4 separate regions of the Homo sapiens genome follow, and all the other regions are linked to region 1. A link is an interaction called in ENCODE POLR2A ChIA-PET data of the cell type or tissue named here. Cell type or tissue: MCF 10A. All regions are shown on one strand.

Region 1 (4,000 bases):
ACTTAAAATAAAGGTAATATTGATTTTATAGTAGCAGTTCAGGTCCTAAGGCATGATATTGATTAAGTGTCTGATGAGAATTTGTAGGGTAGTCTCCCAGACCTGCAGCTACAGGGCATCTCCCCACTGGGCCAGGCCTCTGTGCTGACCTCCACTGTTATAAGTGGTGTTTTTCTTAGGAATCCTTAGCCCTGTTTAGTCTACGCACTGTCCAGAAGCATTTATTTAACCTGATGGATGGCTCAATCCAACCCATCACCTTAATCTGACCTTAAAGATGGGAACCTAATGTTTTTGTTCTTAGTAAATGTGAAGACTAATTTTGACACTGTTTAGAATTATTTTCTTATTAGTAGCAGTAGATTTCATGAATTTTCTGCTGTGAAATTTCCTATTAAAATACTATAATCTAATGTTAAATGACGAGTTAATGGGTGCAGCACACCAGCATGGCACATGTATACATATGTAACTAACCTGCACGTTGTGCACATGTACCCTAAAACTTAAAGTATAATAAAAAAAATAAAAAATAAATAAAATACTATAATCTGACTTTTTTATTTTTACTTTTTTACTTTGGAGCCTGGCTTTATGAATTTTTTTTTTAAACAGGGGAAGGTACCTCTTTTCAAGGTGTCATTATTAAGCCCATGGGACTCTTCAATTTTAATGTTATATCAAAGAGAGTAAATTTCTTGTGATTATTGTGATATGATGCATTCAACTTGCAGGTCAGGTTTTATATCATTTATAGATCAGATTCTGAAGATATCTTCAGTCAAATTTAATAACAATCAAGGAATATATTATTCACCGGCCTGAAGTATAGAAAGAGTTCCCAGAAATCATCTAAAAATAACTGTTTCATATAAAACATTTTGACTTTCTATTGTAATAAGATTAATATATTTTTCTCCCATGTCTAATTCTGGCTGGATTGTTCATGGGGTTGATGTGAGGATTCAGTGAGTTAATATAGGCTAAGGTGCATAATATAATGCCTGACACATAGTAGATGCTCAATTTATGTTAACTACTGTTAGCTGCTTTAGCCTGTTGTTAACTGCAAACTCCTTTTACATTACCTAGCACAGGCCTGGGCACAAGTATGATATTTAAGTAGATGCTTAGTGACTGATTGATGTCTCCAAACATTTGGGATTTCCTTCCACATTTGCCATAGCACAGCTTGTTTTATGTCTTTTCTAAAATGGTCTAGGTACCTGACATCCTTTGATCCTTCATATGGTTACACTCAAAAGGAGCCATATGAATTTTGACCATTTGCACATCTGCCTGTCTTTTTGGTTAGCTGCCAGATAGAGCTCAGGTTTTAAATCCTTTGCAGTTAAAAGAGATAATAAATGTTAACATTCCTAGTACAGTGCCTGGCACAGAATGTGTAAATATCATTTGATTCGGAAACATGACTGCTGGTCAATTCGGCCTCCAGGGAGACAAAACTAAGGGGTGGGGTTGTGGCTTTTTTTGAGGTAGGGGATGGAATAGATATTTCTTACCCGAGTAGAAGATGATGCCGGGGGATCTAATGCTTCTTTTAAATTTCCCTTTTGATGCACAAAGGGGCAACTCCGTGTAGCAGGACCTTGGTGGGATGGATAGGCAGCTTTGTAAGTGGAGAAATGGCCTCTGTTTAGCTTATGAGCACAGAGTCATTTTGGGGGTGGTTTATGAGTCATCTGAAATATGCATTTAATCTAGATTTGTGGCCTGCTTGGTGAGGCTGCTGCTTTTTTATGATCTCAAGTGTCTTGTCCATGTCAAAACTTGCCTTGTTTTTTTGTTTACTTTGAATCAGAAAAATGTTCACAACCACCCTTGGAATTCCTCCTCAAGTGTGCGTTTGGTCACATCACCCCTGGCTACCACCAGTACATGACTGTTTATTTTGGATGTCCTTTTCTGATGTTCAGCTAATTTAACCCACAATGAAGTTAATCCTTGCTTCTTTGGAAAAGTACAGATTTACTTATTAGCTGCCTTCCAGAGACATTTGCATTTTCATGAAAGCGAGTATATAATTACATTGACTTTTGGACTCATCTACCCACATATGTGGTGGGCGCCTTTTGAAAGTCAGGATTCAGAGTAAATCAGAACTGTCTTGAGTTAGCTGAAGTTCTCTTTAAGGTTAACAATAAATGTATCTATGACAAACATGGGGATGTGGTATTGCATATTCGATTATGTCCATTTATCTTTCCTTCTTCTGGGTGAGAGGGGAGATGAAAATGGAGCTACCTTGGAGTTCATGTTTTCACCTTGATTCTCCGCATTTATAGCATACTGATTGAAAGCATGGCTGCCAGAACCATATTACTTGGGCTTGAGTACTAGCTCTGTCACTTACTCATTGTTTAACTTTGGGCGGGGTACTTAATTTCTCTGTACCTCAGTTTCATAATCTGTCAAGTGGGGATAATTATGGTAACCACCACTGAGCATTGTTATGAAGATCAAATAAGTTAATTCATGTAAAATATTTAGAGCAGAACTTAGTATATAGCAACTGCGATACAAGTGTTAGATATCATTTTTATTAGGGTTTAGTAATTGCATAAATAAAAGAGATGAAAGTCTAAATTATTAATCAGGGCCATTTATCTATGAGACACTACAGGCATTGTGTCTAGCCCTGTGGGTTTACATTAGTTAGGGTAGGTTATTGCTGCAACGTACCCTAACTTGATATGATTTTTGCTGCAAAAATCATATCAAAATAGTCTATAATGGCTTAAACATAATAAAATGCATTTCTTGTTTATGTAACAGTAATGAGTAGGTAAACAGGGTGGTAGGACATTTTCCTCTCTGTATTCATTTAGGGATCTAAGCTGAAGGAGGCTCTGCCATCTTCCACACAAGGTTTCTAAGGTCACCTTAGGTTATCTCTATTCCAGCCAGCAAGAAGGGGAAAAGAGCTGCAGAAATGTGTTTAGGGGTTTTTTATGGGCCAGACCTGGAAGTGGCACTCATCACTTCTGTTCACATTCCATTGGCCAGAACTCAGCAGGAAGAGGAGGAAAACAGCTGCCACTCATCTCAGCCACAGAGTTTTTCAGGGGTCTCTAAAAATGTATGAGACTTGAAAAAAATGTATTGACTCCAAACTCCAGACATAAAATTGCAGAATTGAAATGAATAAATGTTTAACTAAATGCTTATAAAATGGAGCCTTATATCAGCTTCCAAAGTTGTTACAGTTTGTATGGAAAAAAATGTAATTTCTTCCTAACGAACCTCCTTGCTTCTTTCCCTGCCTTCTCTACTATATTTGAAAAGATTTTGTAAGTTGGAATTTGGAATTTCCAAGAATTCCCAAGTACTATCCAGTGATTGCTGAGAAATTATAATTAGTCATAAATGAGTTTCTCAAGGCCAAATAAATTCAAACGAAAAATCTTCTCAAATTATTTTGCATTGCAGAGAAACCTTTTAATGTGAAATATGAATACAATTTAATATGTTTATTTTGATGTTGAGTGAGGCCTTCAAAAGTAGCAGGATCATGGCCTACAGAGGTCTTAACATTCCTATTGTATGCAGACACATTTCAATTGCTTTGAAAAGGTGTATGTTGAAGGTAACTAAACACATTTTGCATTTCAAGCTCAGAAAATTTCCCCTTTAGATTCCCTTTTCTTTTCTCCTTTTATTTTCTAATAAAATATTTACTGCTGTGATATCCAAGAACATGAATGATACTGCATTGAATAACCCAGGTGCTTGGTCTGGTGGATGCCAGTGCCAGAGAAGAAAAGTGCCCTATTTTTTCAGTTATCATGTTTGAAGGCGAGGCTTTGGTCTGCCTTCTGAGTCATTCTTGGCTTCTTGGATGATAGATTTCTTAAATTCTTCTATTCTCCTAACTCAAGGCACTTCTGAATGGGTGTTTGCGAGACGTTGTTTGAAAAACCACTTATCGTGATGGATTTTTGTTCTTCTATTTTTTGCTCTCTTACACACTTTGCTGTTG
Region 2 (4,000 bases), 68 kb after region 1:
TATTCCACCTTGGTATATGTAGGTTCTTCCAGTATGAAAACCTTGTTAGGAAATAATATTTTTTTTCAGAATCGTAGTGACATTGCATTACTGTCTTTTATCTTACAGTGTTCATTTTAAGAGTTCTGAATTTTTCTTCAGCTTTTATGTCGCTTTTTTTGTTGGATCTTTTTTTGAATGTTTTACAATTTCACAGTGATATTTTTCACTCATTTTACTGTCATTGTGTAGGGCTTTCAATCATGCCCTTCAGTTGTTGGACATTTTCTTGAATTGCTTTGTTAGTTATTTCTTCCTCTCCAGTTTTCTCATCTCTTTGGAATCCATATGATTTAGTTAACCTTCTGGACTCTTCCTCTAGTTTTCTTGTTTATTCCCTTATTTTCAATCTTTATGTTTGTTTTTTAGTCTAATATCTGGGAGATTTTATTAACTTCCAACCTGTCTATTGATTTTTTTTTTTTTTTTGAGATGGAGTTTTGCTCTTGTCACCCAGGCTGGTGTGCAATGGCACAATCTCAGTTCACTGCAACCTCTGCCTCCCAGGTTCAAGTGATTCTTCTGCCACAGCCTCCTGAGTAGCTGGGATTACAGGCGCGGGCCACCATGCCCAGCAAATTTTTGTATTTTTAGTAGAGACAAGGTTTCACCATATTGGCCAGGCTGGTCTCGAATTCCTGACTTCAGGTGATCTGCCCGCCTCAGCTTCCCAAAGTGCTGAGATTACAGGCATGAGCCACTGCGCCTGGCCTGTCTGTTGAATTTTCAGTATTGAAATATGACATATATCATAAACATACAGCTTGAAGAATTGCTGTAAACATATCTGTGTACCTAGCACCCTGGTCAAGAAATGAAACATATCAGCGTCCTAGAAGTGCTCCCTTCCAGTGTCTGCTTCCCCACAACAGTAAACACTCTCCTGACTTCTAAGGCCATAAATAGTTTTATGTGTGTTTGAATTAGACTTGTAAACTTGTAAGCTCCTAAAAGAAGTAATTTGTGTCTTCATCCTTCTTTGTATCCGTATATAGTGGCAAATGAGTATTTTTTGCCCCAAATCTGTTAAGTATTTGTTGTTCTTGAGGAGCTTGTACTATTCAGTTACATTGTGGCCACTGTTCAGTAACTCTTTGATTTCTGCAACTGCAGTCTCTGTTTAGTAATAGGATTCTTTTGATAGCAAATAATAATTCCAGACCCAAAGAGGCTTAATTTAAAAAGGTAAGGAATTCTCTCACTTCATCCTAAGAACTGGCGTCTCACTGGCTTCAAGTGGACCTTGTTCCAACAGTAATGATGTGATCAGTTTCAAATTTCTTCCCCTTCCTCTTTTGGCCATTCTAAAGCTCATGGCCCCCAAATGACTGCCCCCAGCTTTTGTGGCCACTCTCTCTTTCTTTTTCCTGAGCTTTGGGGAGGAGAGAAACTGGGTATTGGGTGTGTACTTTGAACTCTGGATCAAGCTTTACCTGAAGCTAGATGAACAAATAATGACCCTCTTTTGATTAACCCAGTTCGGTTCTGGTTTCTGTGTTATTTACAACGTAAGGGTTTCCTGTGAGTCTCCACAACTCTCTTTATACCTTCCTGAGGTTACCCAAGGAATTGAAACCTCTACTGTTAGAAGCTCTGGTTTGGAGAATATTGTTTGAGAAGTATCTCTGCTTCCTTACCTGATTTCATATTTTACTTCAGATAATATAGTGATTTTGAAGCTTTAGCTAATGGCCCGCATAGCAGTTTTTCTCTCCTTTTCATACTTTCAATTTTTCTCCCAAGTCCGTGAAACATGATGTAATGAGGTTCTCCTCTGTAATGTAAATATTTTTATCTTAAATTTTTTCCCCAAATGCTTAATCTGAAAGCTGACAGAGCCAGACATGATGTTGAAGGGCTTTAGATTTTTCTGTAAAGAGTTTTCAATATTTCACCTGAAATCCTAGAAAACTTATAATTAATTTTACAATTTATCTGTGTCAAGGGACTATGTTTGTCTTGAATTGCTTGTTTCGAGGCATCTGAGAGCGGCTTCTTGTTATAGATTCTGAGCTGGGAATGATTAGTTTGTTTTTTTTTCTCACCCCTTCAGACTTTTCTAAATTCTCCATTTTTTCAGACCATTCATTGCTCCGTGGCTGAGAAGGAGTATGTGCTGTGTCAGCAGCAAGCTTTTCTTGCAACCCGTCAAGGAAAGCATTTCTAAACTCTAGAACTCTGGCAGGGAGGCTTCTCCTTGGCTAATCTTTCTTTCCTAGTGATGTAGTCCATCAGCTGTGTTTCCTAAATGCTCTCTGGCTTATACAGTACCCATTTGTTGCTACGCTGGGAACGTGTCTAGAAAAAGTGTAGTAATTATGCACGAAGAAGCTGGTACCTTCTAGAGAGATCATTCTGAAAACAGATCTGACTGGTGAAAAAGGCTTTAGTGTCTGTCAGTAGTCTCAGTGTAAGTTCTAGATTCTTTCCTATGGTTCATAAACCCATGTCCTGGTCTCCACCCACCTCTCCAGGCTCTTCTCTTGCAAGTCCATGCCATTCATGTGACACTATTGCAGCTGGGAATTGATTGTGCTCTTATACACACACCATGCCATTTCCCTCCTAGAATGTGCCTTCCCTATGTCACACTTTCCCCTTTTGCCTTCTGTCTCCTTTCGTTCTACAAAATGGATTTCCCATCCCAGACATGGGAATGTCGAAGATCAGCACTGGACAGATGAGGCATCATTAGACTCCATGGTACCAGCTGGCCATCTACAACTTGTGAGTTTCTCCTGCCTCAAGATCTGTGACATGGATAGCAAGGGACCAGCCTTTTAAAGCTCCTCCAGGTGTGGAGTTAAGGAAACAGAGGAAGTAATCACAAGGGTGGGAATCTTCTTTTTTGAGATGGAGTCTTGCTCTGTCACCCAGGCTAGAGTGCAGTGGCACTATCTTGGCTTACTGCAACCTCTGCCTCCCAGGTTCAAGTGATTCTCCTGCCTCAGCCTTCTGAGTAGCTGGGATTACAGGCATGTGCCACCACACCCGGCTAATTTTTGTATTTTTAGTAGAGACGGGATTTCACCATGTTGGCCAGGCTGGTCTTGAACTCCTGACTTCAAGTGGTCTGCCTGCCTCAGCCTCCCAAAGTGCTGGGATTACAAGTGTGAACCACCACACCAAGCTGAGAATCTTTTGTATCTTAGCTCTTGGCTAAGGAAATAGAAAGTAGAGAATAAGAAATAGGGCTGTTTTTAACAAAAAATTAGCCACGTGTGGTGGCACATGCCTGTAATCCCCACCACTCAGGAGGCTGAGACAGGAGAATCACTTGGACCTGGGAGGTGGAGGTTGCAGTGAGCCAAGATCACGACACTGCACTCCAGCCTGGGCAACAGAGCGAGACTCTAGTCTCAAAAAGAAAGAAAGAGGGCTATTTAAATGTATGGTGATGATGAATATGTACTGAACCTGTGAGGGAAGTTCTTGACATACACTATTATGTATGTTATTAAATATGGTACAAAATTTTTTGTGATATATTTTATTTGAGTATCACTGTAATCTCTACTGTCATACTCTGGCTTCTGTCTTTGTTTCCTGTAGAGCCGTGGTTATAATTAGAAATGTAAACAAAGTATTTTGTGCTTTATTAAATAGAATTTTTTCTCAAAAACTAGCTGGCATAAAACATTGAATGGGTTAATTTTGGGGGGAAGTTTTGGACAATTTAAACTTGACTTTTAAACTTAACAGTCTTTTGTATGTTGTCACATCTTCTACTTATTTAACAGTTTGGTTAGTGGGAGCTGGGAGCTGGGAGTGCACCAAACACACTGAGGTACTTAAAATCTTTTCAATTTTATTGAGGCTTAAAGGCAAGTAAGAACCTGTTGCCTCTGCTTGTTGCCAAAATAACATGGGGCAAGAGTAATCAGTTACAGTTGCTATAGGTAATTACAAGTTGATTTCACTGAGAAGTAAGAACACTATATTTAACAATAAAAAGTTTATC
Region 3 (4,000 bases), 54 kb before region 1:
CATAGGTGTGGGCATTAATTTTGAGAAACAAGACTCTTCTGTTCAACACATACTTTAGCAACTGTCAACACTTGTTTTCAAGTGTTCTCTTCCAATTTTAAAATGCCAGTTTACCTTTCAGATTTAGAGTATTTTGTTGTTGTTAGTTTATTATGGCAGTTTTCTTGCTAAAGTTATATTTAAAGTGTGACTTTCTAACTTCTAGAGGAGAGGAACTTTTGTTAAGGTGGTACTTTTGGAACCTTAATGAAAAACACACCTTAGAGAAGGTGAATTTAGAGTTCTGCTAAGCACATTCATTTACTCTTCTATTATAAACTGGTTTTGTAATATTTTATAAAATTGTCTCACTGGTTGATTTCACAATGTAAACTGGGAGGATTCTTAGGATTCCTTGGGTTGGATTAGAACAGGTTCAAGAGATGAAGATTTGTGTTGGTAGGGGCTTGTTTCCAAACGTTTGTCCTTGGCATGCTCTTTGTTAAGCCATCACATGTTTGAAAGTTAAACCTTGAATTGGTGCCATGGTTTGCATTTAAAAAAATGTATTTTATTATGGTAAGAACACAACATAAGATCTACTCTCTTACCACATTTTTAAGTGTACAATAAAGTATTGTAAACTGTAGGTACAATGTTGTATAGCAGATCTCTGGCACTGATTCATCTTGTATAATTGAAACTTTATGCCGCTTGATTAGCTCTTTCCCATCCTCCCAGCCCTGGTCATCATCTTTCTACTCTCTGATTCTATGAGTTTGACTATTAGACGTACATTTTTGTTTTTGCTATAAGCATCTGTCCTGTTGCTATGCTGATCATTTATTTACTCTGTAGTTTTGGAAATGACCTGCTTACAAGATAACCATGCCTCCCCTTATGTTAAAAAACTGCCATATGGATAAAGGGCAGTTAAGACCTTTACAACTGGTAGAAACCAAGTAGAAAATTCAGTTTGAAGGACCAAATTATGTTGCAGCTGCTCTGAGGAGGAGATTTGTTGCCAGAGCATGAGTGTTTTCATAATTGTTTGTGATCAGAAAATTCAGAGCTCTGATTTCTGCATTAGCCCTAAGTCTGCCCTTTGGCACCTTCATTTAGTGATTGGATCATTCAAGGCTGAGCCTCAAGGGCCAGCATTTCTCCAGTAATAATATAAAATGGGCTGATGTTGCAACCTTAACTCACTCTGCTGAATTGGGCATGATTAAAGTCTCAAGGCTGCATTAATATGGATTTTCTATTTCTATGTACAGCCGTCCATTATCTCACTATTTTCCAGTTTGCCATTTTTTGAAAACAAAGATGGAAAATTCTGCTGATGAAATTTTTTTTTTGTCTGTCAGCACAACAGCATTTTTTGGGCTTAAGAATATGAGAATAGCACCGGGCAAATGAATGCAAACATTACAGTTTATGTGGACTCTAGCCTGTTGTCATGTCAATCTTGTTATTTAGGTAAATAGTGTGCAATTTTTCACCAAATCAGCAGCCAATATGCTGCGAGCCATTTTTGTTTTAGTTACATTATTGGCTGGTAACACTATTAATGAGACAATAATTGGGAAATAGTAGTCATTGTTCTCATAAAACACGATCCTTGTGTTGGAACCACAGCCAGGCAGAGGAGTTGCATATGCAGACTGCAAGGGAGGAAAGGATGAGTAGCCAGTGTTCCCAGCTTTTAAAATCATCAGACCCCTGCTGCTTAAATTGCCCCAGCTGTTAATGCTGGAACCATTACAGTAATGGACTCAGCAAATGAAGGAGAACGAAGACACGCACACTTTATTACCAGAGGGGCAATTTTCTCTTCATATGTAATAGCAGCGGTGCCTCATATTGATCAGACCATCAAGATACTAATCCTCTGTAAAATTACTTTTTATAACTGAAAATGTGTTAATCCAAATCAGTCTGTGTCCTGACTGTCTACTTACTATTGAATACGGACTATTAGATGCTTTATTTTTCATGATTTAAAGGCTTTGCCCTGAAAATGGTTGGCTTTTCCCTTGCAACACTGAGTGCTTAATCTTAGCTATAGCCCAGGGTTGTCTTTTTGTTTTAAACAGAACATCACCCACTTAATTAAGGAGTGAGTGTCTGTCTTGCTGAGTTATGCTGGTGTTTTATGTTCCTCTGGATTTATTAAGCATCTTGTTTTACATTCAGTCTGCGGTTTGTGCTGTAAATAAAAATAGGCCCATCTTGCACATATTAGAAATTTGCAGGTAGCAAATGTCAATAAGTACCAGGGATGTAAGGTTCTTTGATTTATACTTCAGGCACCAGGTTGTGGTTTGTCGATTGAACCCATAGGCAGGATGCATCTTGGTGTCTTCTGTGGAGCAGATGTGTTTTTGCATCGTTGTCTGAGAAAGTTTATGTTTATTTCTGCATCCTTGGTTCAGTAGATTGCTTTTCAGACAATGAGGCATATCCGCTCCGCCTCTTATGTCTTGTGAGAAATGACTACAGCTAAACATTATTATGAGAAGACCCATTAAAAACTGATTTCTATCTTCCTGAATATTTGGAATTTTGGGAACTTTGTAAAATTCCCATTTTTTTCATTATAATCTCTTTCCACATACCTTATATGTTTATTTGTATATAGACTCAGGTGCCCTCTTGGCAGTATATTTATTCTAATATGTTGTTATAGCTGAAAGCATTTGTGTGACATTCTCTGTAGAGTTCATTCAGAAATACTTAATTAGTGTACCCTTTGTGTACCAGGACTTGGATTACAGGCTGGAGACTTGAGGAAGTGTAAGATATAATCTTTGCTATTGAGGACCTCAGTTTAGGAGGAAGACAGGCATGTAAACAAATAATTATAATAATGCAGTATAGTAAATACTAGTCTACTGTGAATGTGTACTTCTTGGGAGCATGGGCGCAATAGTAAAATCAGCCTCATTGGTTTTTTTTGCTGTGTTATCAAAAGCAGAATTCTGACATCCACTTTGAGACTTGTTTCTGAATGACTCGTAGCTGTTTGAAAGAAATCTCTTCCTTCCTCACTGGAGACATGTTTACCACCCTAGGGGGATAGTCAAAGGAAAGTTTTCCAAAAATGTTTTGATCAATGATCACATCTTTGGATATGTATAGAGTTTCCCAAGGAGGCTACTTGAAAGGAGATAGTGCTTATGTTGTTTATGTTCTGGCATTTATGTATAAATCAGTCTTATTGCTTTAGAGTATAGTTTATGAGGAGAAACTGTAGCCTGTGGTGGTTAAGAACGTGGAATCCTTTAGCTCTATTTACTGGCTGAGTGATCTTGGGCAAGTCACCTATTCTCCTTGAGCCTCAATCTTCATCTGTAAAATGGGGATCATAATAGTTGTGAAGATTAAATGATTTAATATATGTAAAGCATTTAGAATATTGTTGGGGTAAGTGCTATATAAGGTTATTATTATTATGCGTGTGACTATTAATGAAATTATTTTTCATATGTAGCTTATGAAAGTCAGCTTCGTAAATATAGAACCACACTGTATATATAAGTATATGGTATGTGAGATAGAGAAGCATTTCTTAAATTTCTTAATGAAATTTTTTTTCTGATTACATAATAATTTTTTATTTTAGAAAAACTAACAAATATGGAAAAATATGAGGCAGAAAAAAGTCTCATACTCTTCAGAGATAAATACTGTTACTTTATATTAGTGTATTGCTTAGAATATTGTTATTATGCTTATATATAATATATACAGTATGACTAATTTTAAATATATTTATGATCTATATTTATATAAGATATATTTTAAACAAAAATTAGAAAGATAACTTGCATATTTTTTACTCTGCTTTTTTTTACCATCCAGTATATTATATTTTTTTCATATAATTCCAATTGTATAGTATTTTATGGATTTTTTTCCATCCTATCATAGGTTATCCTTTAGTGAACATTCTTGTACATAAATCTCTGCAAATCTTTGGAATGTTTCATAGGGTAAATTAAAAGGAGAATTGTATGGG
Region 4 (4,000 bases), 140 kb after region 1:
TGCCTCGACGTCCCAAAGTGCTGGGATTACAGGTGTGAGCCACTGCACCCAGCCTGTTTTGTTTTTAGATAGGTACATAGAATTCACCATCAGTCTGGATGACAGAGCTGAGAGATGATGAAGTCACAGGCAATTTTACAAGATTTCTTCTAGTCTTAGTTATTAGATGGATGGTGATACCATTTACTGAGCTACACCCAAGAAGGAAGTTTAGGGGCAAATGAGTTTGAGCAGCCGGTATACCGAACATCTCAGAAGAGCTGAAAATACCAGTTTGGAACTTGGTAGAGACGTCAGAGCCAAGCGTAGATTTGGGAGTTTGATTTATGTCTGCAGTAGGCATTCCTTTCATGCCTATCATGTGCCAGGCAGTGTTCTCTCATATGTTAACTCAGGCTTGAAAGCACTTAGCACATGGCAGGCATCTCCACAGAGACAGTGGCTGAGCGATTGGAGTGAGTAAGAGAGAATGTAGTTTCAAGAGTAAAGGAGAACAAAGTAGGGTGACCTAGTCTGAAGGACAGGCGCAGAACAGTCAGTGGAACAGCCAGAGATAGCAGCGAGAGAGGTGAGAAGAGGACCAGGAGTAGGTGGTAGAATGGAGTGGAGGAAAGTCAGCGAATGTAATAGTGTCGAACCCTGCAGGGAAGTTAAGAAGTGGCCATACCGTTGCATTCATCATGGGAAGAATTTCAGTAGAATGGTAAGGACAGGAGGACAAGGTGGGGGAAGATAGGTGAATCTATAGATGCATTTGTGTCATCTGATCTGAGGAGACATTTCTCAGAAACCATTCTGTGTGGCACTGATGTTTACAGGTCAACCTGGAGGTTCCTGAGAGGAAGTGCACTGTAGCCAGACATGTGGTATCCCAGCTAGCTTTACTCTGTTCTCCAGAAATCAGCCTGTAAACATTCAGTTGCCTGGTAGCTGACTAAATACAGGCTAACCTAAAGCCTTAAACATTTTAATTTGCAAAACCTTTGTTGTATTAAATCACAAATGGGAGGCAATTTAGCAATGCATCTCTAAAATTGCACTGGGCTCTGGCCGTGGTTTTGCAATTTATGTTGAAAACGAAAATTGAACTCTGTGGCATAAAAACAGATTGTTGATTTTGTGATTAATTTGGTCTCTAAGGCCAAGGAAACTGTTAATGCTGTATATCAGTTATAAAGTTGTGGTAGTATTTGTGGAGCAAAATGAAAAATCAATATCGTAACTACAGGATAGCTCTTTTAAAATCCAAGGTGCATTTTGTTGCAAATTGCATGGAAGAAACTGTCCCCCAAAGGGACAAACATACCTTCCTTATTTCACAAGTGTGTGTCTGTTGTGGAAAAACAGAGGAAAATGGTTGGGCATTATTACAGTATAGCTGGGGGTACTAGGAGAAGGATCAAATTGTTCAATTTAGAGTAAAACCTCACTTACAGTTACCTGTGTCCTAAGGCAACCTCCAGGAGTAATCTCTAGGAGGGTTGTGAGTCAGAAGTCCAGATACCTGGGTAACACTTTAGCCTCTGCTAATCACTTGCTGGTATCAGATGAGCCTCTTCCCCTCCCTGGCGTGTTTTGTGGTTTTATGTGTTAACTTCAGAGATGCACTGACATGCGTCAGTGAAAAAGGAGTGTCTTCCATTAGCATCATTATGAATACTACACCAAAGGGGTTTGTTTATGTTTTCCATTCCTAGAAGTGAATAGACTTCTTTTCTATTAAGCTTGTGTATTTAGAGAGGAGTGTGGGGAAATTCTTTCTTGTTTTGCCTTTTGTTTTGATAAAAGCAAATGGTTCCCACTCGCCGTAGAATCATCATCAACAGATTGCATGGGGAATGTTGAGGTTGGAGCCTCTTCTTAATGGGGATTTTGAGAACCAGGACATGACTTGTTCACCGGTTCATTTCTGCTGGCCATGATGCTTAGATGAGAAGTAGATCTCTCAACATCCAGGCACATTTGTTCTGCGATTCCACCTACCATTTTCCTGGGTAGTGCTGGGATTAATTAAGTCTGATACGCCATCCAGTTGAAATTTACTACCAGCTTCTTAGCCTAGTATATATTATCCTTACAAGTCAGGCCTCACCTTGAGGTCAGAAGAAGATGCAGCTTGTTCAAGAAAGAAGTGTTAGTGGAAATACGAAGAGTTCCTTCCAGTGAACTGTGCCTCAAGTGGCCTTTGTAAACTGCTTCTGTTCTGTGTGACTTATAATTATCTGAGAGCTGGGGGTTTTGTGGTAGATTTTCTTTGATGTATGGGCAGTGGTGGTAATTTGTTTCTTTCTTCCCCCTTCTATTTTGCTTTGCCTCATTTCAACTTAAGCAATGAATTGTGTGGTCTTTTATAATATAGAGATTAGTGTAGCCATTTTTAGCCAGTTTTTATCATCTCCCTTAGGAGCTGACTCTATGCAAAAGAAACACTTCTGTCTTGTCAGAATGACGGTGATTACCCCACAGTTTGGATCATCTCCAGCAGCTTTGTTCCCTGAAAAGCGAATTTGATTTGATGAATAAAAGTTTGGTGTATTTGATGAGTCAGAGGGCAGGAGAATGTCCTTGTCTCTGATGAGGCTCTTACAGTCAGACACATTGAACATCAGGGATAAAATAAACCTTAATCTCTGAAGGAAAAACCCTGGAGCATGAAACTGTTCCCACTAGAAATGCTGTAAATCTTGCAAACCATGTAGGTTTTCTGTTGGGGGCAACATCAAAGCCCAGTGACTTTAGAGATTAAAGTGTATTTGACAAGCAAAACTTTCCCTGTGCCTTGCTCTTTATGAGATTTGGCCTGTCTCTTGCCTTTGTTTCACCTCGCTATGACTTCCTTTCTTCCTGAGAAGTAGGAAGTATCACCTCAAGTCTGGGGTAGGCGGCCATGGTTTGTTCATTTAAAGCCACTCGTAGACCTGGCGCAGTGGCTCATGCCTGTAATCCTAGCACTTTGGGAGTCTGAGGTGGGTGGATCACCTGAGGTCAGGAGTTCAAGACCAGCTTGGCCAACATGGTGAAACCCTATCTCTACTAAAAATACAAAAATTAGCTGGGTGTGGTGGCGCATGCCTGTAATCCCAGCTACCCAGGAGGCTGAGGCAGGAGAATTGCTGGAACCCTGGGGGCGGAGGCTGCTGTGAGCCGAGACCACACCACTGCACTCCGGCTTGGGCGGCAGAGTGAGGCTCTGTCTCAAAAAAAGAAAAAAAAAAAAAAAAGCTGGTCATAGGCCCTGGCCACAGTCCCTCGGCCTTCTCGCATTGTCCTGCCCCAGTGGAGGACAGCGTCTTCTCACGATCACTTCCCAGGGACTCTCTTATTTGTGGAAGAGTTTCAGAGCCTTTTGCTGACTCGAAGAAGATCAAAAGACAGGAAGACAGTGGTTTGCCTCAGCTTGGACTTTAGCATTTCTGTTTCTTTTAAAACCATCTCCTGTGATGTCTTAGAAGAAATACTTCTTCTTTCTTTCTTTTTTCTTTTTTTTTTTGTCCTGTTTCAAATTCTGTTTCGGAGTTCTCAGTGCTTTCTCTTTCACACATTGGAAATAAATGACTGCATTTTTGTTGAAATAATTTTTTTTTTGCAGATAAATAATTGTTTAACAGAATAGAAACTTTTCTTCAGTAACGTCTTTTTTTGGAAAGTAAGTTACAAGATTTTGCTTTAAAAATACAAACTATTTTTAAAGAATTGTACTCTCTAAAGTCAAACATTCCTGCCTCCTGTCAAGTCCCTATAAGATCTGGTCTGTGGCAACTTCTCAGGGTGGTCAGATAGCAAGAGGAGGACAGATTGGGAAGGCAAAATGGCTTTAAGGGTAAACCCCACAGCGTAAAATCTCATTACTGGAAAAGCGCTTTGTGTTTAAGGATAGGTATTCCCGTGTGGAAGGACGGCCATGGCGAATGCTTAAGGGACTCACTAAAATATCTTAAATTGTCTCCGTTAAACATGTAGCATCCTTAGAGGTCAGACAGAGCTGAAACTTGAACAGCTG

The links. ChIA-PET counts read pairs that join two places held together with the same protein. Peaks named below come from ENCODE experiments on the same cell type or tissue, not always from the same donor. Only the 100,000 strongest peaks of a DNase experiment are listed, where the experiment ranks them.
Region 2: POLR2A ChIA-PET joins it to region 1 with 5 read pairs; 3 of 35 experiments call an interaction of 5 or more read pairs at or near these places.
Region 3: POLR2A ChIA-PET joins it to region 1 with 6 read pairs; 9 of 35 experiments call an interaction of 5 or more read pairs at or near these places.
Region 4: POLR2A ChIA-PET joins it to region 1 with 5 read pairs; 2 of 35 experiments call an interaction of 5 or more read pairs at or near these places.

What each region holds. Positions count from the first base shown.
Region 1 is chr16:53,766,986-53,770,985 of GRCh38, forward strand. All of the region lies in intron 1 of FTO (FTO alpha-ketoglutarate dependent dioxygenase), which reads left to right. It overlaps LOC124903691 (a long non-coding RNA gene), which reads right to left and starts at 1,742. Exons shown (of 3, transcript XR_007065070.1): 1 at 1,524-1,742. In MCF 10A, no CTCF peak of the experiment used is centred here; a DNase peak (open chromatin) is centred at 1,786.
Region 2 is chr16:53,835,440-53,839,439 of GRCh38, forward strand. All of the region lies in intron 3 of FTO (FTO alpha-ketoglutarate dependent dioxygenase), which reads left to right. Among named protein-coding and RNA genes, the nearest start is that of FTO, 130 kb to the left of the region's middle. In MCF 10A, no CTCF peak of the experiment used is centred here; no DNase peak of the experiment used is centred here.
Region 3 is chr16:53,713,173-53,717,172 of GRCh38, forward strand. The region is part of intron 1 of FTO (FTO alpha-ketoglutarate dependent dioxygenase); the gene reads left to right. Among named protein-coding and RNA genes, the nearest start is that of FTO, 11 kb to the left of the region's middle. In MCF 10A, no CTCF peak of the experiment used is centred here; no DNase peak of the experiment used is centred here.
Region 4 is chr16:53,910,782-53,914,781 of GRCh38, forward strand. All of the region lies in intron 7 of FTO (FTO alpha-ketoglutarate dependent dioxygenase), which reads left to right. Among named protein-coding and RNA genes, the nearest start is that of FTO-IT1, 130 kb to the right of the region's middle. RefSeq lists an enhancer at 3,508-4,000. In MCF 10A, no CTCF peak of the experiment used is centred here; DNase peaks (open chromatin) are centred at 1,020, 1,570 and 2,480.